Regions from separate parts of the Mus musculus genome. Here all the other regions are linked to region 3. The links are chromatin loops, found by intact Hi-C in ENCODE. Cell type or tissue: left cerebral cortex. All regions are shown on one strand.

Evidence for each region. Hi-C counts contacts between places; a loop is a spot of excess contacts. Peaks named below come from ENCODE experiments on the same cell type or tissue, not always from the same donor. Only the 100,000 strongest peaks of a DNase experiment are listed, where the experiment ranks them.
Region 1: a loop joins it to region 3, with 2.8 times the contacts of the local background. A loop is called at or near these places in 2 of 42 quality-filtered maps.
Region 2: a loop joins it to region 3, with 5 times the contacts of the local background. A loop is called at or near these places in 2 of 42 quality-filtered maps.

Annotation. Positions count from the first base shown.
Region 1 is chr4:33,918,407-33,926,406 of GRCm38, reverse strand. Cnr1 (cannabinoid receptor 1 (brain)) reads right to left here and starts at 1,763. Exons shown (of 2, transcript NM_007726.5): 1 at 1,249-1,763. In left cerebral cortex, a CTCF peak has its summit at 3,157; DNase peaks (open chromatin) are centred at 2,635, 3,003, 4,780, 5,506 and 3 more places; H3K4me3 peaks cover 3,159 bases; H3K27ac peaks cover 4,462 bases.
Region 2 is chr4:33,888,880-33,896,879 of GRCm38, reverse strand. Gm33105 (a long non-coding RNA gene) reads left to right here. Exons shown (of 5, transcript XR_390460.2): 4 at 1,385-1,816; 5 at 2,760-3,352. Among named protein-coding and RNA genes, the nearest start is that of Gm33105, 11 kb to the left of the region's middle. In left cerebral cortex, no CTCF peak of the experiment used is centred here; DNase peaks (open chromatin) are centred at 1,601, 2,821 and 3,562; H3K27ac peaks cover 1,061 bases.
Region 3 is chr4:33,792,499-33,800,498 of GRCm38, reverse strand. The region is part of intron 3 of Gm33059 (a long non-coding RNA gene); the gene reads right to left. Gm33008 (a long non-coding RNA gene) reads right to left here and starts at 1,508. Exons shown (of 2, transcript XR_390458.2): 1 at 1,159-1,508. In left cerebral cortex, no CTCF peak of the experiment used is centred here; DNase peaks (open chromatin) are centred at 461, 2,238, 2,434 and 4,832; H3K4me3 peaks cover 220 bases.

The sequences.
Region 1 (8,000 bases), 130 kb before region 3:
TTCCTTTGGATAAAATTGCTTGTAACTGAGTTAGAGAAGGTGGGGCGTGGAGGGAGGGGAGGCAGAGAAAAATCGATCAGCAGATCTATCTCCCTTTCAAATTGTCAAAAGCTGGGATTAGAAGACCAGCACTTTAAATCAGTCAGTCCTATGGGAACCTTGGAGGTCGGCTACTCCTAGTTTCTCAATTTTCTGCCAAACAGACTGATGTCAGGAGTGACCCCACAGATAATCAGTACCCGCGGAGTCTCCTCTGAGCATGTGCATCTCCCCATTGTTCAAAGGAATTAAGTTGGCAATAAAAACGAGAAGTTATGGGACCCAGAGAGGTATCTTTCAACATCCTTAAAACCAGTAAATCTGCTCTAATCTCTTATTAGATTAAATGTCCAAGGAGATTTAATATGCCAAGAAATAAACAAAGGCAGGAAGAGCTAGTAGCTCCTATTTGGAAGAAAAATTTAAAAGATAGGAAATAGGTTTTTTCATAGATAGGTTATTAAATTTTTTTCTCACCTCTTTGAAACCTTTGAGAGATAAACCATGTACTACAATTAAAAACACGCATGTTGCTTTAAACTTTGAAATGACCAAACAACAGTTTCTCACATCTATCATAGCAAACATTTGCATTCAGGAAATGCTCCATTTGTGACTTGTAAGCCTTAACCAAGAAACATCCTTTTAAAATAAAGCATCAACTTCATTCGTCTGGTGCCAGCTCTTAGTTTCATGTTCCTATAACAGTCAATCACAGGTATCAATACTATATATATTAGTTTTTCCTTAAACAGAGATGGCTGCTGTAGCTATCGCTCTGTATCAGAAGTTCCTTATTTAACATAGATTTCTTTACATGACATTTAGTATTTAATTGAGTCGTTTTCTACATGTGGTGCAGAGACTCTGGAAGACTTAGTTTCTGATAAGGCTAAAAGACGTCAAGCATCAACTCAAGTGCCTGTTTTCCAAACATGCACAATTACACATTTTCTACAAACAGACATCAGTGTATGCAGAGCTAGGTGCATATCCAGTAAATTGTAAATGGTAGAAGCCTCCAGAAGTAGCTTAGACCACAGGTAACAAGCTGGGACTATACAGCTAAGTAAACACCATATTAGCACGATTTGCTCTCCTGGAACACGGAGCAAGAACTCCGCGTAGGACACCAGGGGACCACTGGCCAGTACCGAGGGGGCGGGAGGCGGAAAAGCTATTCCCAAACGCCACTGTGCCAGGTCTTACCCTTCGCATCCCCCGGTCCACGGGCCAGAAGCTCCCTCGGCACCTGTCGCCCAGCCAAGGGGCTGGCTCTCTGCTACAAGGAAATTTGCCCCCAGACTCTATGAGAGCTCTGCAGACAGCCCAGGCTCCCGCCTGAGCCAGGGGGAGGCTCTGGCGCCAGGGGAGCCAGAAGGAGGCGGAGGCGGAAAAGAAGTGGAGAAGGTAGAGGCAGCGAGCGAGCAGGGGAGGCGGCGCGGGGCGCGGTGGGGCGGGGTGGAGCGGGGCGTGCCCGCGGCGATCGGTCAGTAAGTCAGTCGGTCTGCGCGCCCGCGTCCCCGGCCTCTAGCACCCGTGCGCCACGGCCCCTGGGACTGGCTCCCCTGGGCTCGGACAGGCCCGCTTCGTTCTCCGGCTCTCCCCGGCGTCCCACTGACCGCGCTGGCCGGCCTGGGGCCGCCCGCTTGGGCCACCCCGAGCGCCCGTCGCCGCGCCCTGCTTGAGGTCCCTGCCTCTCCCTCAGCTCGCGCGCTGTCTCTGGCTCGCTCTCGCTCCAGTCCCATTTATGAAGCGTGGTCCCATCACGTGTTAATGAGCCTTTGTCCTGCCCTGGCAGCGGCGGCAGCAGAGACTCCGCCAAGGGATCTGCGCGGGGAGGGACCGGCGCGCGGCGCCCGCGGCTCCAAACTTTGCTGCGCGGTACCCGCCGCGGCGCTGGCCCGGGGGCTAGGAGGGACGGCCCTGGCGCTCGGCGCCCACTGTGTCATCCTCACTCTTTGCCACCAACGACCCCGCGGCCTCACCCTGCTCTGCTCCCTGGCGCCCTCCCACCCTGGCGTGGCCAAAGGGGACGCGTGCCTCACTGCCCGCGACCTCGGGGCCGTTAATCACCAGCGCTGCTCATTGCCAGGACCTCACTGGAGGTCACGCGCCGGGCGGTCGGGATCCGGAAACAGGGCGGCAGGAAGGCCGGCCAAGTGAGGTCTCCGCCCGACCCTCCCCTCTGCGCCGCCTCCAGTCCTCAGCTACCTGGCCGCGGCCACCAGCCCTCCGCCCTCGGGGCGGACGGCGTCGCCTGGGCGCCTCCCGCGCTGGCCCGCGCGACCACCCGGGCGCGCCCAGCCTCCAGCCGTGGCCGCACGAGCTCGGCTCTGTGGGCGCCCGGCGCCCCCTCCCCAGCCCTGGCGCTCCCCGCACCTCCTGCTCGCGGGGAGATGCATCCGCGGCGGGCGGGGGCTCTTGTTGGGCGGGAGCCTGGGGACCGGCGGTGCGCCCGGCCGCCGCCGCAGGAATTAGGGGACATGCTCGTTAATTGGTTCCACTCCGCCGTCTGCCTCTTGTGTGCACGGATCAAACCTTAATTGGTCTTTACATTTATCACGGCGAATTGCAACCCTATACACGAGCGTCAGCCCGCAGCTTCAGCCGAGGGGGCCATTCTCCGCCCGGGCCCCGGGGACCAGGCGGTTGTGGCTACAGCTGAATTGCGTTTTAGACCTCGTTCTCCCTGGAGAGTTGGGTCCAGTCGAGTCGTAAGGTTTCCACCTGACAGAGCCACATCAAGTCAGGTCCAGGGGCCCAGCTGTAGGCACAACGTTAGGTTCCTAGGCCCTCAAGGTAGCAGCTTGGCATTCGTTTTAAGCCTTGCTCAGAGTCGAGGACGTCTAGCCCAAACAGCTTCCTACAAGGCCTCTTTTTACCAATTCTCCCTGACGTCCTACCCCCCACCCAGAGCCAAACGCTCAGTGTATCTGGCCCCTATTTTGAATCTGGTGACAAGGATCCCAGAGGGTGAGCCTAAAGGAAGAAGCAACATAGAGGGTAGAGGAAGCTGCAGAATTCGGGGAGGAGAGACTGCTCTGAGAAGGAAAGCCTGAAAGCTTCCTACCTACAGGTCGAGCTGAAGAAAGGCTTCCAGCAGAGCGCTAGCTGTCGGAATATCTCTGAGACTGTTTTCCACTAGAGAGAGTAGTTTCCATTTCCATGTGAGGAGATGGCCTTTTGAGACAGAGTCCACAGCTGAAGCAATCAAGTTGTAGGTAAATATAAACAAAGATCTGACAGACCAATCGTAGAGGGAGAAATGCTTAGGAGAGATGATTGGGTGGATGTGGGATACCATTTGAGCCTTAAACCTGCTGCCTAGGCACAGGCTCTGCTTTGCCTCCTTCCACACATCTCCAGCATAAAGGCAGCTCTTTCTAAAGATTTACAGGAGAAAGAGGCTTCGTCGTCGTCTGCCCCTTTCTTTCAGAGGTCGAAGTTGCTATTTTAGCCTCACCTCAGATTCCTAGCAGAAGCAAACATTTGGGGGGGGGGGGCAGACATTGCTTTTCTTGGGACCTCCCAGACTCTAGAGAAGTCTCAGCACTACCTGCTAGCCAGGAAGCTGGCAGTTCTTGCTCTGCGTGGTCAGGTCAGGGAGCCGGGCAAGCTTTCGTGTGGGTGTTGGTGCTATTTAGCCACCCAGGTGGCTCAGCACTGTTGTTCAGCGTCATTCAGGTGTTAAACACAGACAGACCCTGGTAGTATGTAAAGGACCTTCTTCCTCATATTGATCCACCGTCTTGGTGGCCCATATCATATCTGGAGGAAGAAGTCATTTAGTCATTTGCAACCTGTGGGAGGTACTCTACATAAGTCTTTTATCAACACCAGCTTTTACTTCTTCTAAGATGGAACTCAGTTTCCTTATAAAGATGTTGATGCTTATTCGTGTCTCAAAATCATCCCAAATCTCTGATCGATGGTGTACTTTTTCACTGAATCCTATGAAACACTAACACCATATCTATCTATCTATCTATCTATCTATCTATCATCTATCTATCTTAAATGCTGGGAGTCTGTTGGTTGACTGGCTGAAGTGGTATGTGGATTGAAACTATCAGTATTAATCTAACCAGAGAGAGATTACAGAAGCTATTACTATTTAGCTAGTTATCCTTCTGTTAACTTGAATGGGAGGCCTAGAGTCTGACATCTGGAAAATTGTACCAGCAGTATTCAGAGTTCAAAGATAACCCTCAATAATGGAATCAAACTTTGACTTGTGACCTGGTGTTTTATTAACACAAAGGGGTACTCTGTTAAAACAGAGAGAATTATGCTGTTTGGAAAGTGCCCTTCCTGGGGGTATGCATACATGTTTTTCAAGTTCTGTCTGCCCCAAGCTCATCAGCCAGGCAATGAGCTGCTGTATGTTTCCTTCTGAGTTGGGGAGCTAAAAGAGAGGCAGGCAGCTAACCGTGGAAAAGCCAGGTATTCTCTGATGCCTTGGACTTCAGTTTGCAAAGATCACTTTTATATGGGAGGAAATGATCTACAGCCCACATGCCGCTGGGTGTATCTTGTGCTCCCGGAGGAGACATCAGGGATGGCAAAGGCAGAGCTGTCAGTATCCCTAATAGGAATACTATACTAAGGATACATGGAAACATGACACAAAATGTAAATGACTCTTGATCTCTACAAACCAAGGGTGAATTTCGAATCCACGTCCTTCTGAGGAAAGACCTGTCAACTCTTTAGCAGGCGTCACTAGTTCCTTCAGACTCTCTGGTTTTTCAGATCTTTATTCTTTTAAAATTATAACAGGGCTGTGATGAGCCAATTTGCTGCTGTTCTGTGTAATTTGGGTTATTCATTCAGTGGGATGTAGAAGATGAGAACACAGTTAAAGTGGCATATTTAAACTTCAAAGAAAGATCTCAATTTGCAACAGTCAATGTGCTCCTAGTTACACTAGACACAGAACATTAAAGAAGCAATGGCTCGCTCTGAGACAGCCGTTGGGTCCCAAAGAGGTTGCACATTGAGGTTGCTCCTTTAACTTGCCGTGGTTCATCAGACCCAACCCCCACTTTCAGGGTGATGGACAGTGGTTCCTTTATTCAGGAACTGGCAAAGCAAAAAAAAAAAAAAAAAAAAAAAAAAAAAAAAAAAAACGTCACTCTTTTTTAGAGTTTGGGGCCCAAGTTTGGGCCCCATGTCAATTTAGCATGTGCAGGGATGATCATTCCACAGGGCTAGAATGCTGGGTAATTAAAGATATTTAGGGACTGATCTGGCTACACGATTTCATTCTAATTCAGAGAGTAGCTTTAGAATTCCACCAGCTGTTGCTGTCTCTCCTAAGAAGTGTTAAGGCATTTTGTATTGCAGTGGCTCTGCCTTGCTTGGTGGCCTGCAAGCCCTGCAGCCCAGGTTCTGGCAGCTGCAGTGTGAGGTCTGAAATGGCTGCTTGTGATATGTTCCACCAGCGATGTAGCAGCCTAAAGAACCACCCACATCGCTTCTGTGTGCATCTCAGAACCACGAGCTGCTGCTGAAGAAACTGGAGGCTCTCTGTCATGCCACCATCAGAAAGTAAACGTCCTGAGACTGCCTTCAAGTGGAGAAGCTGGTTGTCAGGATGAGTCAGGAAGAAAAGGAAGGAGTGGAGAAGGAAGGATGAGGACCCCCTTGATCTCAGGATACTCTGTTAGATGCAGAGACTATCATCTTTCCATACAACTAAATGTGTGCTAGTTAGGGATTTCCTTTCCTTTCCTTTCCTTTCCTTTCCTTTCCTTTCCTTTCCTTTCCTTTCCTTTCCTTTCCTTTCCTTTCCTTTCCTTTCCTTTCCTTTTTCCTCTCCTCTCCTCTCCTCTCCTCTCCTCTCCTCTCCTCTCCTCTCCTCTCCTCTCCTCTCCTCTCCTCTCCTCTCCTCTCCTCTCCCTCTCCCTCTCCTCCCTCTCCCTCTCCTCCCTCTCCCTCTCCCTCTCCCTCTCCCTCTCCTCTCTCCCCTCCCCTCCCCTCCCTTTCTTTTCTTTTCTTTTCTTTTCTTTTCACCTTCTCACCTTCTTTCATTAACACGCCAGATGAGCAGTTGCAAGGAAAGCCAAGAAACGACAGGATGGCATTTTCTTCTGCTCATGTGTTCTGTCGTGGTTTTGTAGCCAAGCAGAGGAGCAGTGATGAGGAGATGGAGTACCCATACCTTCAGACCACATGAGAGTCATGCTCTAACAGAATAAACAAGCAGAGGGAGAAAATACAGCAGCAAGGAGCCAGGTAAATACAGCCTTTGCTCCCCTTGATGAAGCGCAGGCAAACCTGTCGCCGATGCGCTATAATTAAAAGGGCTAAAAACATATATCTAAATATTTATGTTCTAAAAACTTGGGATAAGCAGCAATATAATACTATAAAAACAGCAAACAATAGCCAGGAGTGAAGACAGACACTTTTTAGTCATGCACAGCCCTCCTTGAATAGGCTTAGTTACTTTTCTATTGCTGTGATAAGACACCATGAACCAAGGCAACTTTGTCTTTCCAAGAAGAAAGAGCTTATTTGGGGCTTACAGTTTCCAAAGCATGGTGATTATGGCAGGAAACCTGGCACCGGGTAGCCAGGCTGGGCACTGAGCAGTGGCTGAGAGCTCACCACCTGAAATAGAGTCACGCGGCAGAAGAAGAGACAGCAGGACTGGTGTGAGCTTCTGAAACCTCAAGTCCAGCTGCCAGTGACATACCTCCTCCAACGAGGCCACAGCTCCTAGTCCTCACCAAATAGTTCCACCAAATGGGGACCAAGTCTTCAAACACATGAGCCTATAGAAGCTGTTCTCATTCAAACCACCACATTCGTGTTCTTGGTGGTTTCTTTGTTTCTTCATTTTGTTTTGACAACTTCGAGTAGGAACTTAGAAAAGAAAAGAAAATGACTGCCCTTCTTGAGAAAAAAAAAAAAAAAGAGTAAATGTAATAATGGATCTAACCTCCCATCTGGCATCTGGAACTTGGGCTCTCAATAAAAATTGGGAATTTGCAAAAGCCAATGCTGTGTGTTCATTTCTTTGTCTAAGTATATCTGTCATTAAAGCAAACAGGTACAGCTTAGGCCTTAGGAAGGACTAGGTATAACAAATGGTTTTCTAAGTTTTTGTTTAAAGAACTATAGATTTGGACAGAGGTAGGTGAGATTCAAGGTCTTCTAGCCCTTCTCTATGCTGATGATGGCCCAGACTCTTGATTACCAGGTATAGACCTCTCTTTTCTAAGAGTTAGAGCTAACACTAATCTACCCTTACAGTCACTGACAAATGTCAAGTAATATAATAAACATGGGAATCACTGGGAAAGAACACTGGAAAGATTGTTAACTGTCAAGTGATTCCTTCTTGGGAACAAAATTGCATAGGTTATTTTAACCACTGTACTTATTTCAAGAAAGAACAATAAATAAATTGTGACTCTTTGAGCGGGGGAGGGAGGGCTTTTATGAAGACCAAAGAAGAGGCCATAATGTGTGAATAACCAATGTGGCAACTCTTGAGCGACAGTATGGGCTGTACTTACAGATGATTAAGTGTATGGAAAGGAGTATCGGTTTATGGCCCAAGGTTGTCACTCTTCAGGGTGGGGATGATTACTATGATGTCATTGATAATGTCTCTCAAAAGCCATGTCTTAAGAGCTAACCCTCAAGGTACTGATATTATAAAGTAAGAATGTCTGAGGAGTCGGTCATGAGGGTTCTGCTTTTGTAGAACAGACTGAGAAAATATTGCCTTGCCCCTCTACCTTGTGAGGCTATGTGAGGCATTTGCCCCTTTCCCTATGTGCCCATCCACCTGTGGTTATTGCTACTGTGTGCTATGCTACAGACTATGGCCTGCTAAATGCTAAGTCTTCCACTCAAGGGGACAGAGTTTGCTCATAAAAATTGAGAAGACATATGATTGATTATTCCTTAAAATACATTTCTCAAAGCTGAATACTCAGTATTAA
Region 2 (8,000 bases), 96 kb before region 3:
TCTAGCTCCTCCATTGGGGGCCCTGTGATCCATCCAATAGCTGACTGTGAGCATCCACTTCTGTGTTTGCTAGGCCCCGGCATAGTCTCACAAGAGACAGCTATATCTGGGTCCTTTCAGCAAAAAAGGGAGTTACAGAGACAAAATTTGGAGTTGTGACGAAAGGATGGACCATCTAGTGATTGCCATATGCAGGGATCCATCCCATGATCAGCTTCCAGACGCTGACAGCATTCCCTCTCAATTCTTGTAGATACTGAAATTTTTACCTAATTTGAAGTTCAGCAAACACTGTGGAACTGTTCTCTTGATGAACTCTGTGGTTCTGAGGATTGATCCGAGGTCAGCAGACGTGGCTGCCACACCCTCCCTCGGCGAGGCATCTTACTGCCCTGTGACTGCAACACCCTCCCTCGGCGAGGCATCTTACTGCCCTGAAATGATACTTTAGGAAAGGAACTTTTAAGTAATCTTTCATTTACTCCCCAGAAAAGAGAATATATATATATATATATATATATATATATATATATATATATATATATATTACCATCATCAAAGAAAAATTAACATGCCTATATTGATCATAAAGCCATTAAACTCTTCATTCCACATAGCCATGAACACACTCTTCTGCCCTCAAAACAGAGATGAACTTGGCTGTTTTCAGCTTTTTCTTACCGAGATAAAGCATGCTATTATAAATTCAAATATATGACTGGGTCAATGATGAAATAACATGAGATTTCTGAATACCCAAAACAAAACAAAAAAGGGAAAACTGTGAATTAATAAGTTGATGGTTGTTTATAATATAGTTCAAATTTTTAATGTTTCTTTCATTTAGCAAGACTGAAAGCTAAAAAAAAATTATTTCCATTAAAGTCAAAATAGAGTAAAATTGTATTAAATGCAACTACAAAATAAAGGATCTAATCTAATAAAAGAAAAAGGTAGGCAACACCACCTAATATCTCTGCAGTACCCAAAGTTCACACCTAAAGGAGCTTTCGATGCAACATACATAAAGCTAGTTGATGTGAATAAATAATTATTTTTTCTAGGATTTGGTAGCAAAAGAAAAATATTTTTATTCATTCATTCACTCATTCCATACTTATTATGTCTCAACCACAACTGAGTACAAAGGCAACAAGGCCCACATTCCTTTGGGGGAGATAGGAATCTCCGCAGTGGCTTTTAGGAAAACAGATCTTGAGATAAAAGAGGCACAAATTATTTACTGGAAAGTTTGGAAGGGGGGGGGGGGAAATCCAGTAGAAAAAAATCAGAAATATTTTGTAAAGAAAAAATAAGAACTAAACCTTATTCTGCTGAAGGAACATAGCAACAAAATGACTCCTAATGACATTTCTACCCACAGAATTGTCACGTAGCTGTCATCAGAGAAGCTCCCGGTCGGTGGGAATCAACGTGAGACCCACAACTTGACAATTACGGAGACTGGGGAACTTTGGGACACTGGGTAGTCTTTATTAAACCCCTTCCCTCGATGCTCGGGGATCTATGCGGGAGAGGAGGAAGAAAGTCTGTAAGAGCCAGAGGTGATGACTCACTGCAAGGAAAGTGTCTTCCAAGCACAGCAGGGCTGGTGCACATATGAACTCACAGAGACTGTGGCGGTAGCCACAAGACTCTCACAGGTTCTAACCAGGAAAAACGTTATGACTGAAAAGGGAAGTGGACACAAAATCCCATCCTTTACCAGGAAGTGATTTACAACTGATACTTGCTGAGAAAGGGGAAATCGGCTTTCTCCAGTGAAACGACACTGAGGATATCAGCCACACTCCAGGTATTCTTCATAAAGCCCAGGAGTAGTTAGGTAATACAAAATAGACTCTTAAAATTTTTTGTTTGTTTATTTTTCTGGTGTGCGTGTCTACACACCCGTGTGTGTGTGTGTGTGTGTGTGTGTGTGTGTGTGTGTGTGTGTGTGTGTGTGTGTGTTGCTGAGTTTCTTTTTTCTTTGATTTGATTTTCATTTTTGATAGATTTGTTTTCGTTTGAGAGGGAGGACATGAAGTTGTATAGCTAGGGAGTTGGGGAGGATCTGGGAGGAGTTGGAGGAGAAAGAATATGATCAAAACATAGTGCGTAAAATTTTTAATAAATGATAAAAAATACTTGGGCAATCCAGGAAGCTACCCTTTGTCTAGACCATCTGTGCCAAGCCTTCATAAACCCCAAACAACAGGGACCCTATTCTCTTTTGTACACCATTAGTCTTCCTCCCCTGAGATTCACACCACTAGTCTTAACACTGCTTCCCCCAACCCTGACTGTCCGTCAACCGACGCTGCTCATGCCCCTTTGGTCACTTCCAGCCTGAGTTCCCAGAGCGTCCTCCTCTTCCCTGACAATGCGGTCATATTGGTTGGTAGCAGGACTCTGTACAGACAGTCCCCCCAATATATGCACACTTCTATGATTATCTTCAATACCCCATTCACCCATGTGATTTCAGAGTCACTCCCTGGCCTTTGTCACCAGCAGCACTTAGGCAAGCTCATCTAACACATCTAAAGCCCTGTTTTCTTCCCAAAGCTCCCATTTCCTGAAGCACCCTTCCTGTGGGGTGGATGCCGCCCACTCGGGCTCTCCCGTTTCTTCCTTCCGTTAGTCCGGGTCATCTTTTCTCCTGTCCTGATTCACTTGAATTCCACAGCCTTTCAATAGAACCACCCTCTTACACACGTTCTCAACATCTTTGCCCTCTGTCTTTTCACATTCTCTAGGGGGAAAGCAACTCTGAAGGAACCCAGCATCTGCCTTCTCTGGGCTGGCGCTCACGCAGCCACCATATGGTGCCCACCCACGCCATCCTCCAGTGTGTTCTCCCTCACTCGCACAGTCCTAGCGACACTGGCCTTTCCACAGATCCTAGGAGCTCCAGCAGCTTTGAAGAGAGATCTGTTCTCTTTCTTCTTGGAATGCTTTCCCTCACAACTCTAGGCATGGCTGGCCCCACCTGGCCTTCACACCTCAGCCTAATAAATAATAATTAGCAGCTCCTGTTTACAGAGCACTTGCATTGCACTCAGTGATTTATATAAATCTGTCCAAACCCAGGGCTTTTAGAGTAGATGGCATTATCATCTTTATTTCGTCGCTAGAGAAATTAAGAATTAGAGGCCATGTAAATTATTCAAGCTCACATTGGATTTAGTACCACGCTAGTAAACAGAGAACCTGAATAATGTGTTTCTCTGTTTTGTCTCCATTCTTTCATTCTTCAGTCTCCACAGATGCACCCTTCCAAAGGCACCACAAAATAAGTTGTAACATTTTTTCCAGTTTTCAATTATACATATATTCATTGCTATGGCTCATTTGGCTTTTATTTTTTAATTTTTATTTGTGTGTGTGTGTGTGTGTGTGTGTGTGTGTGTGTGTGTGTGTGTGTTAGAAGACAACTCTGTGGTGTTGTTCTCTCCTACATTTACATAGGTTCAGGAATCAAATTCAGATTTCCAAGCTTCTGAGTCATGCCTTTACCTACTGAGCTCACTCACTGGATCCTTTCTTGTATGTTCCTTCACTGTTGCTCTCCTTTTCTTAGATGTAAGCTACACAGGCGTCCTCTGTCCAATTCACATTCTGTTGTGCCCCAAGGCTTAGCAATGTGTTCATCCAAGAACAAATATCAGCTCATACTTGTTAAATGGACAGGGAAAATTGAAGATGAGGCCAGAGCTGACAGAATGGGGCATTTTACCAGAAACTGTCTTCAACAAAGACACAGAAGAAGCTGCAGGTCATTAGCATGATTGTAGCATGAGGATTCTCACCCTGTGTGTGCACTGGGGACATAAACAGAGTAAACACCTGATAGATCGAATTGTGGCACAGACCTGTAATCCCAACACATGGGAGACAGCAAGTTCTAATCAGGTTTACAGGGCTTACTGAGACCCTGTGCCTAGACACCAATGGCCAGGAATACAGTCAATGGTAGAACATTTGCATGTCACAAGCAAAGCAAAGCCCTGGGCTCAGTCCCTAACACCACACACACACACACACACACACACACACACACACACACAAACACACACACGGAGGAATATTATGTAAAACAGAAATGTAGAGGGCTTGGGGTCACTTTGAGGGCTTCAGGGGAGGGTGGGCTAAGTCAATAGAGGGCTGTCCTCATACAGCCTTCATGCTGGGGCCTGTTGAAGCTCAATAGCCCTTCCCAAACAACTAAGACCGGTACTAATAGAGCATAAAATGCCACCATAGAAACATCCGAAGACAGGCAATTCACCCAGATAGGTAGGAGAGATGAGATAAGCAAGCTGCAGCAGAGAATTTTATTACATTTGATCAAAAGTCATTTCAAGCTACTTAGCACAGTCACCTACCTGTCATATTTAAGGTAACTCACAAAGATCAAAATGGATCAAAGCTAAAGTGAGGTTTTTAGTGTGCAGTAACATTGCAGCTCGGCTTTATGGGGTGAAATCTTTCAGGAAGTAATATATCACAGAGTCACTTTAACCACGGTGTCTAATCCAGCTGCAGCACTAAGTTTGAAACCAAATAAAGGCGAGCCTCTAAAGTGATGTCTTTGTTTACACGCCATCTCCAGTCACTCACTTTTTTCTGATGTTTTAAAAATTACTAGAGTTTTACAATGTGGCCAAGAAATCTTCAGTTTGGTGCCACATACACAGGACAGAATAAAAAATTCAGGAGTTTCGAACTTCACAGAATAAGGGAGCAGAATCGAACTGAGGCGTTAACAGGCATGAAAGACACAAAAGACACATCATAGTCAAGTAAGCCACAGTTCTCAGGTTTCCACGCAAATCCTATGCTGAGCACTGGTTCTGCCATAGAAACTGGAGCTCCTGTTGGCTACGAGGGGTGCCTTCAGTGTCGAAAACAAGGAGGTCCACAGGATTCTAATTTGCTTCAGGTTTCAGGAAGGATTTATGAAGAGAACAAGAAGACCCAAAGGTGAGGAAAACCTCACAGTACAGTCACTTACTTGTTCACCTGAACGGGATACTCAGAGCACAGGAGAGTGGACTGACTACTTCATGGGGAGTTGAGGGGACGTGTCTTGGCATTGCTGTGTGACTGGAGTCCATTCCTGGCTGTGGGGGACTGCACTGGTACTTGAACACAGTTCCACAAAGGCTTCTCATCCAGCAGGAACATAGGCTCCCGGCTTTGGGGCTGCAGTTAACTGATAGTGCCACAATAGGATTGCAATACTGCTGGATTAGTACATCTGTCTGCTTCATGGCGTCGGTGTGCTCTACCTTATAGGATTGACCATGGATTCCCATAAGTGCCTCTGAGGACAACACTCCTCTGTGACAGATTCTCATTTGCTCACTGTCATTCCTGTGGAAGGATCATCCCCCAAAGAAGCAAGCTAGCAAGATTTGTACAGGGATAAATTCTGGTAAGTTAAGTAAAATTAGGTATTGGCAAAATGTGGAGATGCCAGGAATCCTCTGACTTCTACTAGATAGCTTGACCTAACTCTCCAACTCTTTTCCGAAGCAAAATGTAAGTACTCCTTAAGGATGTATAGGCTTTTCCCCTGTGGGCATAGCCACTTATACTCCACGTAGACAATGGCTTCAAGAGGGAGAATTTTTTTATATTTTTATTTTTATTTTTTTGCTTGGAAGTACAATATGGAACTAGCCTCTGCTGGCTGGTCTTATGTCAACTTGACATACAAACTAGAGCTGTCTGAAAGGAAGGAACCTTAACTGAGAAAATACCTCCATAAAGTCCAGCTGTAAGTCATTTTCTTAATTAGTGATTGATGGAGGAGAGGCCAGTCCATTATGAATGGTGCCATTTCTTGGTTTCTATAAGGAAGCAGGTGGATCAAGCCATGGAGAGCAAGCATCCCTCCGTGGCCTCTGCATCATCTCCTGCTTCCAGTGTCCTGCCTCCAGGATCTTGTCCTACTTGAGTGCCTGCCCTGACTTTCTTTGGTGATGAACAGCAATGTGGAAGTGGCATCACAGCAAACCCTGCCCTTCCCAGCTTGCTTTTCACTCTTGGCGTTTCATTGCAGCAACAGAAACCGTAAGACAGCAGAATTTCACTTGTCCAGTTGCCTGTGATAAGTTCCTAAGTAGAACTTTGTGTTGACTTTTAATATCATAACTGGCATTAAACCTTTGGTCAATATTGCTGTTTGGATTTCCCAACAAGCCTGCATCTTCCCAGAAGCCACATTGGTAACTGATTCTAGCCCTGGGTCTTAGGTTCTGGTTCAGAACACGAACTCATACTTGTCTGTCAACATCTCCAACATGTTTTGTTCACCACTAGATTTGATATTTACAGAGGCCTTTTCTCTAAGGAACCTGTGTGGATGTGATCTTGGTTATGGTCCAATGCAAAGTAGGAGAAAATTTATTAGTTTGAAAAAAAAAGGAAACTAGAGAGGCATCAACAGAGACAGCAACAGAGATGTCTACATCCTGGGTACATGCATCCTTTTGTATGGTACTTCAAGCTGCCCTTCTATGACTTTGCCCAGAGTCCCATCTACTTCAGTGACTCCCCTAGAACAGGTGCATACAAAGGTCACTGGATTCAGGGCAACAGACCAAGAGTTAGTTCAGCGTAAAAAATCAGGCTCTGAAGAGCAAGGTGAGTGGGCCAGGACAAGCTCACGTGGGAAAGGAGCATGTGTGCTGGACAGGGGTGGGCCCTGTGGGGGCATCTCTACTAACAGAAGGCAAATAACTGACCACATGGCAGGAAGTTGTGCCAACACCACACAGTGAGGTGACAGTAGGTCTCAGTAGGAGAAGATCATTTGTCCAGAAATGAAAAATGACAGTTGAGGAATTCTGCTACACACACAGTAGGAATTAGGATTTCTGTGAACTAATACTTGATATATAATTGTTTTCTTTCCTCTTAAATAACATCGCCTTCTGTTGATTCATGTCAACACAATTCTGTGTGATCCTGTGTGAGCAGTTCTAGGGGAAGGAAACGGAATCATGAGCCTCTTGGGATCCCTAGTGGAAAGATATTTGGGGAACTTAGGGTAAGAAATACAAAACCAGGAAGAATGTGGCTACCCTAAAGGTTATTCACGGCATCTTGGACTAACTAATACTGCTTTTTATTAAAAGATGTTGTCAAGTATGATGGTTCATTCTCATCAATACCAGCCCTTAAAAGGCAGGTACAGGAGGATTTCCATGACTTCCAAGCCAGCGTGGGCTACAGAATAAAACCTTAACCAGAAAACAAAGCAAAACAAAACAAAACAAAACCCCTACAGTTTTCACATGTGGTCACAATTATTACTTCTTTTATTTGAGTTTCAAGGACTTTTCCAAAGGTGAGCAAAATTTACATAAGAAAGTCATCTGTATTGAATAAAATTGGCTGTTAAAGAACACCTTATTCTAGAAGTACTTGTCAAATACTTCTTTACTTGTTTAATGGGGAAATCATCTTTTATTTTCCCCCAGAAACTCAGTGTGGAGATGAATAACTCCTCCTCCAAAGGGGGTTCTTGTTAGTCCATTGTCATTTTAGCTGCAGCAGAAGGGACAGCAGAATAGGGTTGAAGGGACCTCAGTGTTCCCAAGTTACAAAGGAAGAGTCAGAGATATCTCAAAGAGGTCAACCAACTCAGGAGCACGGGCAGACAAAATGAATGGAAATGGGAAGAAACTTGGTGACAACTTGTTCTTGAGAAAACCATTACTTGTGAGTTCTTTAAAATGGGAAGGATTCTAATTCCATGTCCCAACTTGCTGTGAAGGTCTGTACGTAATAACTTGGAAAACTCTGAAATACACTGAGAGACGAAAGGCAAAGCCTGGTGCCTGAGAAGTATCACTGTGTTGATTGACTGTAGTCAAGCTTTTTGGGCACAGTCTGAGCTTCCAGTTAGCTGCACCAACTGGCAAATGTTCCCTACTGATGAAACATCACCCACATGGAAGGCAACGGTACTCTAGGGTCATGTAGCA
Region 3 (8,000 bases):
CTGATAGGACCAGGTAGATTAAGGGAGGAGACAATAGTATATAATGTTCTAATCTTTGAAGCAGACCAGAAAGTACCTCTCCATATTGTGGAGCAACCACAAAAAGAACCAAGTTTTATATTTTGCAACTGAAATACTGCATCTCAATAAACTCAATAAATAGACAGCTTTCTATATCCTACTAGTGCATTTTTTTGGTCATAAATCTGACCTGTCATATATTAAATGATATAAATTTTCAGATACATTAATTTTTCCATATTTTATACTTTTGTTAGAATAATAATTTACTCAAAGTTTAAAATGTATATAAATTTTGACTGTATAAAATTTAGACTAAGTCAAGCAGAATGAAATGTATCATCCCAATCAAGTTTTTAAAAGCCTAAAGACTTGGCTAGTCTTTGCAGACTTGGCTCTATGCCTGAACTAAGGCTCCAGAATTGTCCATGCTGACTCCCCGTCTCTGAAGGAAATGCCTGCTTCATCCAGCTTCAAAGGTGCCTCTGTCACATCAGGAATGAAAACCATCCATTACAGAAAGTGGTCTGATGTCATCATGGGGGACTTGAGAATATAGGAAAGAAAATCTTGTTTCATGAACCACAGTAATAGTGTGTCCCTCACTGCTGCACACAAGGAAAGAAAGGACTTAGGAGGCTTGGGTGGCTTGGGTCTGGGTCACCAGTTTTTAAAGGGGAGAGAGAGAGAGAGACAGAGACAGAGAGAGAGACAGAGACAGGCAGAGACAGAGACAGAGAGACAGAGAGACAGAGAGACAGAGACAGAGAGACAGAGAGAGATTTGTTTTCTTCTTGGAAAAAACAAACTGGTACAGTATGTTGTGCCTTGGGGAGGGAACAAAGGTTGCTATTTTCCGTTAATGACAGCTCTGGTTCTGAAATTGAGCACAGCAGGTAGGAAGTGCGTGTGCAGGTTTCAAAAGATACCTAAGTGTTACAGGGCACTTTGCTTAGGAATGAGCAACAACAAATGAGTTAATGGTTGGCTTTTCTTCCGTGCCCTCCCAAGCTTCCTCCCTCCCTTTTCCCTTTGCCTTTTCTTCTTTTCTCTCTGACTTTCCAAGCCTCGCTTTAAAGCCAGGAAGCAAAGCCATGCTGTGGACCTGACAGCCGCTGGGGAGTGGGAAGTGCTCACCTGTCCTTCTGTAGCTTTCCCTGTTCAATTAATTTCCCGCCTGCAGGGATGCCATGCCCTGCCTCTCTCTTTGTTTCTGTAATCGCTGCCATTGTTTGCTAAGTGTCTCCCTCTATCTTTACTTCAGTGTGCATTTCAGTATCATTACAGATTCCTCTACTCGGGACATTTCAAATAAATCAGAGAGATAGAGAAGTTCCCTCATCTCCAAGGCCAATGCATCTTAAAAATAAGAGAGAGAGACTTTAAAAAATAATAATAAAGCATTATTCCCACGTGTTAAGTATAATAATAACAAAACCCAGTAAATAGGTAATATCTTTAAAAGGTGTTTGTGAGAAGGCAATCAAGCCAGCATAAATTAATGGTTACACATAAAAGAAAAATAATACAATTTGTAAAAGTGAGTGTAGCAATTTAAGGAGAACATGAAAGTCCCAATTACTGCTGGGTGGAAGGAACCAGGGGCTGGTCCCCAGCAGAGCATCAAAAGACTGTATTGATAGTTGATGAGAAGCCCGCGATGAATATTCAATGTGATGTCCTGATTGGAAATGTAAATGTAGCTCTAAGAGGCATAACTCCAGGCGTCAGACATTTACGAAGGGAGTCTTTACTTATTTATGGCTGGATCCACAGACAGATGATGATCTGGAGAGGGTGAATGCGACTGGTGAGATCCACCGTGGATAAAGAACAAACATGGTGGATTCTTCCACACCGGGAATACACAAAAACAAGCCTCCAGGTTAGGAGGGGTTAATTTGCCAGGATGAGATGACGGGAAACCATGAGTGACTGTGTAGAGAGACAGTGGGTGAATAACGATAGAAATAGGTGAGCTGAAGAAGGTCCTAAGGTTATTGTGTAGGAATGAGAAGCCCCACAGATGTCCGTCATCACCTCAGAACAGCCACATTTGTAGGATGCTGTCAGTGAGCTCCACTCCCTCACCTGCATCCAAGATGCTTTCACACGCCCACCATGTTCCCACCTTTGTGTGCACAGAACTTCCTACTTTCTGCAGCAGTGAGAAACTCCAGTCATGTTCGAAGGAGGTTCTAACTGAAGTCTGTGTCCCCAGGACTGCGGTGACTGTGGATCTAGAACTGTGTTTCTGCGGCTGCAGGAGCACCGGTTATATGTGCAAACCAAATCTGAAGCAGTGGAGAAAGCAAAAGGGCAGGGGACAGCTGACCTTCACTAAATCCCTCTAGCACAATTTGGCCTCCTTTATCTTACCCTATTTTCTACTCTGTCTGTGAGCTCTTTCAGATGAAGCAGACAGATGGTGTATTGGAAGACAGGCTGAAATGAAATGGGAGAAAAAAAAAAGTGGGTGGCACTTCACTGGAAGGTGAAAAAGATGAGAGTTAAGTGGTCCAGATTCCCAGTCTCCCGGAGATCATCTCACCAGCATCTGTTTGTTTTTAAATCAATTTCCTTCCTATTTCTTCTTCAGCAAACCTTCATTCACAGCTTCCCTTTAGTGTTTAAGTAGGAAAAAAAATAACGCGTGAGTTATCTCCTGCCTTACCTAAATGAAAGAACATTGCCCTTAATATTTTCTTCATGTTAACTGACTGGCCGACCTCTCGATGTGATGAAAACAGATTACCTTAAAACTGATCCACTAAGAGCAAGCCGCGCCGTATTTGTCATCCATCTGTATGATCTGCCGCTCACCAGAAGCGAAACTCTCAACCGAAAGAAATAAAGATAATGAGGCTGAGGAGGCAATTGTGGCGCTCGCCTGATGGTGAACATTTTCATACCTCAGGGAAACTGATGGCTAAGGTTGCAGCAATAATATCAAGACTTAGCTTGAGACTGAAAATTACACTAATTTCTCTCTTTTTCCTAAATTGCTCTGACCTAGGAAGCCAGCTAAGAAAATCGAGCCACCTGTAAAGCAGGTGTAACCTCTAGAAAGACACAAGCTGCATGGCAAGGAAGGGGGTAAACTATGGGAGGAGAGCTGGGCGTTGTGGCGCACGCCTTTAATCCCAGCACTCAGGAGGCAGAGTCAGGCAGATTTCTGAGTTTGAGGCCAGCCTGGTCTGCAGAGCGAGTTCCAGGACAGGACAGCCAGGGCTTCACAGAGAAACCCTGTCTCGAAAAACAAACAAACAAACAAACAAAACCTATAGGAGGCACACAACCAGAGTTGAGTCTTGCGTGGTAGAAGTCCTGCATATTGTGGTCACACTTGATGATGCCTGTACTCGCCAGCTCCTTTTCAGTGTCCTGTGTTAGGACAAGCAATCACCGTGATTATGATCTCGAGAAAGACTTCAGATATGGTCTTCCTCACCCATCCCTCAAGTGCACAATTCCACACAACAGAAAACTCACCAGGAACACTTCATTCAGTGTTGAATTATTTCTCTGGTTTATTTTACCACCTGTGTTAATGTCTGGGACTTCTGCAATAGTTACAAAAGACTACATTGTCTCTTTGCTCTGAAGGCTGTGGTCTGAGGTAATGGTGCCACCCGGGGTTGATTAAAGAAGCAGAGAGAACCTAGTCTAGGGTTCACTTCAAGCTTCCAGTGGTTTGGGGGAGAGCTCTGCCAATTCTTGGCTGGCTAGATGCATTCTTTCAATCTCTACTTTCAGCTCATGGAGACTTTTCATACCTGTGTTCAAATTTCTCCTTTTAACAGTACACCAGTCCTACTAGATCAAGGCCTGCCTTAATGATCACACTGGAAAGACATTAGTTCCAAAATACAGTCATATCCTGGAGAGTTGGGGTTAGAGCTTCAACATATCTTTTTGGAAGGACACATTCAATACTCTGATACTAAGTTAGTTATAGATTTCAGCTAGTTTGTTTGTTTGTTTGTTTTAACTATTCTTAAATAAGAATTTTGTCCCTGAAAATGATAGTGTTCACTGTCTTGAAATAGCATTGCCTTCTCCAATTGTAGGTACTAGATCTCCCAAGAAAAGAGCTAGTCCCCCTTGGGGCTTAACCATTACAGTGGTACTTAAATCCATGCCCCCTAGAGACTCTACATTCCCTTCTACAGACTTGTTTTCATTGGTGATCAAGATGAGTGGCATGCTGCCTCCGGAAACCCTCCCATTGCTAGCATGCTTCTCCACAACTCTCCCATCTCTGCTCCAGGCTGCCCACTGCCCTTTTTCTCAAGGTTGAAGGGGATTTCGGAGTTGAGGGAGGCGGCTCCATATCTTTTTGAAAGATTGTAAAAGATGACCCCATTTCCTTTAGTTGCAATCCTTCCCACTGAGAATGCTGGAATTTCCCCCAAGGTTGGGTATGGGGATGGTCTAGTACAATATGCAGTGCCTCTTCTCAATTCCCATTATAAAAGTGATGCAGTTCCCATCAGGAAGATGAGATGCACCCAGTGCAACTGAAAGACACACCACCTCTGGGAGCCTTGGACTTAGAAGACAGAAGGCAACATAATGGGGTCCCAAGGACAAGTGCGTGACAGTAGGAAGAAAACCTGCTCCTGTCCTTGCTTACCTTGTCCATGAGGTTACTGCCAAGCAAAGGTAAGCAGACCTCAGAACAAGCCCCACAACTCATCTCTCTAGTAGTCTATTTCCAGCTTTCTTTGCTTAAATCCTTGAGTTTTCTACTACAGATGGCCATTTTGATAGCAGGCAGTTAGTCATCCTTTCCGGTCACACGTAAACCTCCCACACTGGGGCCAACTCAGAAACCAGAATTAAAATGCATTTGAAACAAGCATAACAAATTTGGCTTCTGTGAGTGAGCCTGAGATGACTAACACATTTTCCATACAGGTCCCAAGGCCAGGAATTATAGTTTTCCTCATATCGCTCTCTTCATTAAGCCTCAGCCACAGTGAAACATTGCTATCAACTTCAGTTCAACAACTCAAGGATTCAAGCAAAAGTAAATCACATTGGAAATAGATATACTATCTAGCTTAAGATACCTGCTTACCTTTGCTCACAGTAACATGTGACAGTAATCGTCCATGCTGGTGACACTGAAGTCTCTCTGCAGGGACATCGTGAGTGGTGTGGAAAGCTTAGAAATAATCAAATGGTCTTCCTTACAATTGTGGTAGAAAGAAGATATTTCTTGAGAAAAAAGATAATTTTCTATTTTTATTAATATTTGATGAGTCAGATGGCAGTATCATGTGAATTTTTAAAATATATGCTTGTGTGTGCAGTGAAGGAAAATGTTGCCAAGCAAAGAAACATGTTCAGCTCTGACTTTTTGACTCATGTTGTAACACGTGTGTTTCATTTTCATTATAAACGCAAGGCCATGACCACTTGCAAAAGCAAAAGAAGTGCTTGAGGTTTGTCAAGCAAACCAAAAGTAAACAAGAAGTGCCAGGTTACACTGTCACTTGGGGAGGATGGGCCACTTCTCTAGATGGATATAAAGAATGCTTCCTTACGTCAGCTAGAAAGTAATTTAAATCCATAGAGTTGAATAGCAGAAGGTTGAGAGCTGAGTCTAGTCAATGCTTGCTGGTTATCTATTCCCATAGTACTTAGGATACATTCAGAGAATACAAAAACGTGCCCTTTCCCAGTGATAAATGAAGTAAATAAGTCACACAGGAAATAAAAGCTAAGAAGCAACTGGGTAACATACAAGGGAGAAACTATGGAACCAGGGTGTCAAGGGAGTGTCCAAGGGTCCAACTCTGGAATCAGGGTTCTTTAACATGCTTGCTCTGGAACTGCCTTTTGTCTTTCTCACCGTTCAACAAGGAGGCGAGCACCATTTCTGGGAGGCTTTGCTCCTGGAATAGGACTGGGGGGCAGCTTTAATCCCTGACTTTGTCACAGCAAGAAGGAACCACAATGGGGAGGTCTGCTGGCGAGAGAGACGGAGGAGGAATAGCTACACAGAGGAAAGCCTGTCCACCAGGCACTGATGAAATTATGCAGTTCAGGTGTGGAAGACTGACTGACTCCCCATACACCCGAATGACAGAGTTTGAAGTCTGCTGTGGTTACTAGAGATGAGACTGGCTGATGAGTGTTCTCAGCAAACCACTCTAGCAGAAGTATGGCTTGAAGTCGGTTTGGTACCTCCTCTCACTTGCAGGAACGCTAAGCTATACTTCCTGGCAAGCCCATCTTCCCACATAGACATGGATACTGATATAAGCCTTGACATGTAAAGTCAGAGCTCTGTAGTCCAGGAACATGCCTGTGAGTCCTCCCTATTGGACCTAGAGGAAAAGCCAAGACACTCAGACGGAGAAGTACCACCTGCAGAAAGGAGAAGGTGTTGGGTGTTAGGTTCTTCTCTATGAAGAATAATCCCAAGGTACTATTCAAATTTAGGAGTATTCAGATTCAGTATCAGGATACTAAATTTCAGTCTCTTTCCTTCCTTTGACTTCCATCTCCCTTCTGTTATGAAAGAATCAGGAAGGAGAGGAAGGAAGGAAGGAAGGAAGGAAGGAAGGAAGGAAGGAAGGAAGGAAGGAAGGAAGGAAGAGGAAGGAAGGAAGGAAGGAAGGAAGGAAGGAAGGAAGGAAGGAATAGCAGAGGAAGGAAGAGAAGAAGAGCGATGGTAGCACCTCATGTCGAGCAGCAAAGTGGGATTTCAGTACGCTGTAACACACTGAGATGGAACACCATGCTTCTGAAGGTGAGGTCTGGTGATGCACCGGGCCTGCTGAGAGTGCATCTGTCAAGCAGTGGATATGACATATGCACAGTAGGCCAAGGGAAGCCAGCATGTCAGTGGGTGTGGTGTGTTTTATGGATACGTCTAATGGTCATCTTCCCTGAAAGCCACCAGAAGGAAAACAGCGAGATGCCATGGGGCACGCAAATAAAATTCTCTCTGTGCTCCAAGAAAAAGAAGACACCGTGGAAACAAATGCAGAATGGCAGGCCCTGAATGGCTGCTTGAATCAGCCAAGAATCCAGGGTCCTCTCACCTCAGTGCTCAGGCTTTCTCTGTGAGAGAAGTGAGCCAGGGGCACCGGCTTCAGATGCCTCTGTTGGCGCAGCGTGCAGCCTCTGTCTGACCCTGTGGTCCTTCTTAGAGACCTCTGTTATGTTTTCCTGTCACCACAGGCTAATGTCCTGGAGCATGTGACTCTCCTCCACTGGTGGCACCGTGTTGGGGAGTTTGTGGAAGCTCCAGAAAACCGCAGATGGAGGGTGCAAGTCACCAGAAGCAGGACGACTGGGTATATTATCTGGGATCTTTTACATATTCGTCTCTGCTTCTTGCCTGTGGCGGCACAGTAGTGTCAGTCTCTGCTTCATGTCTATGGCTTCACAATGGCCACCCACCTTATGTTCTGAGTTTTGGTGGACAGAAACTGAGTCAAAACAAACTTTTCCTCCCTTACGTTGTTAACTTTGGGTATTTTTGTCACAGCCTTCAGAATAGAAGCTGAAACAGCCCCAAGCAAGGTTTCTCTCTGTCCTCGCTGCATGGATACGGGCATGCGTGCTGCCTATCACTGGAGAGGAGACCTCAAGACCAACATGATCTTGAAGTGTGGGGGATTAAAGAGGACCTGAACAAAACTGAAGGTCCTTAGAAAAGGGAGGAAGACTTGACTTTGGCTGACTTCCTGCTCAACCTCAGTACTTATGAGGGTGGGAACTCAATTTTCTTTAGCCTCTGTGAGAGGGTGTGATTAGGGGTCCTGCTCAAAAAATAAGATGATAAACTATCATTTTATGTATAAAAATTATAAACATAACATATTTTACTAGTAGTAATTTACAGAGGATAGAAGAACAAGGCATATATTCACACAGTGGGTCTTGCTTGCCCGTCTCCCATGCCTCTCTACCTGTCCCTACCCAGCCTCTGCTCAGACACTGATCAGTGGCTGCTCAAA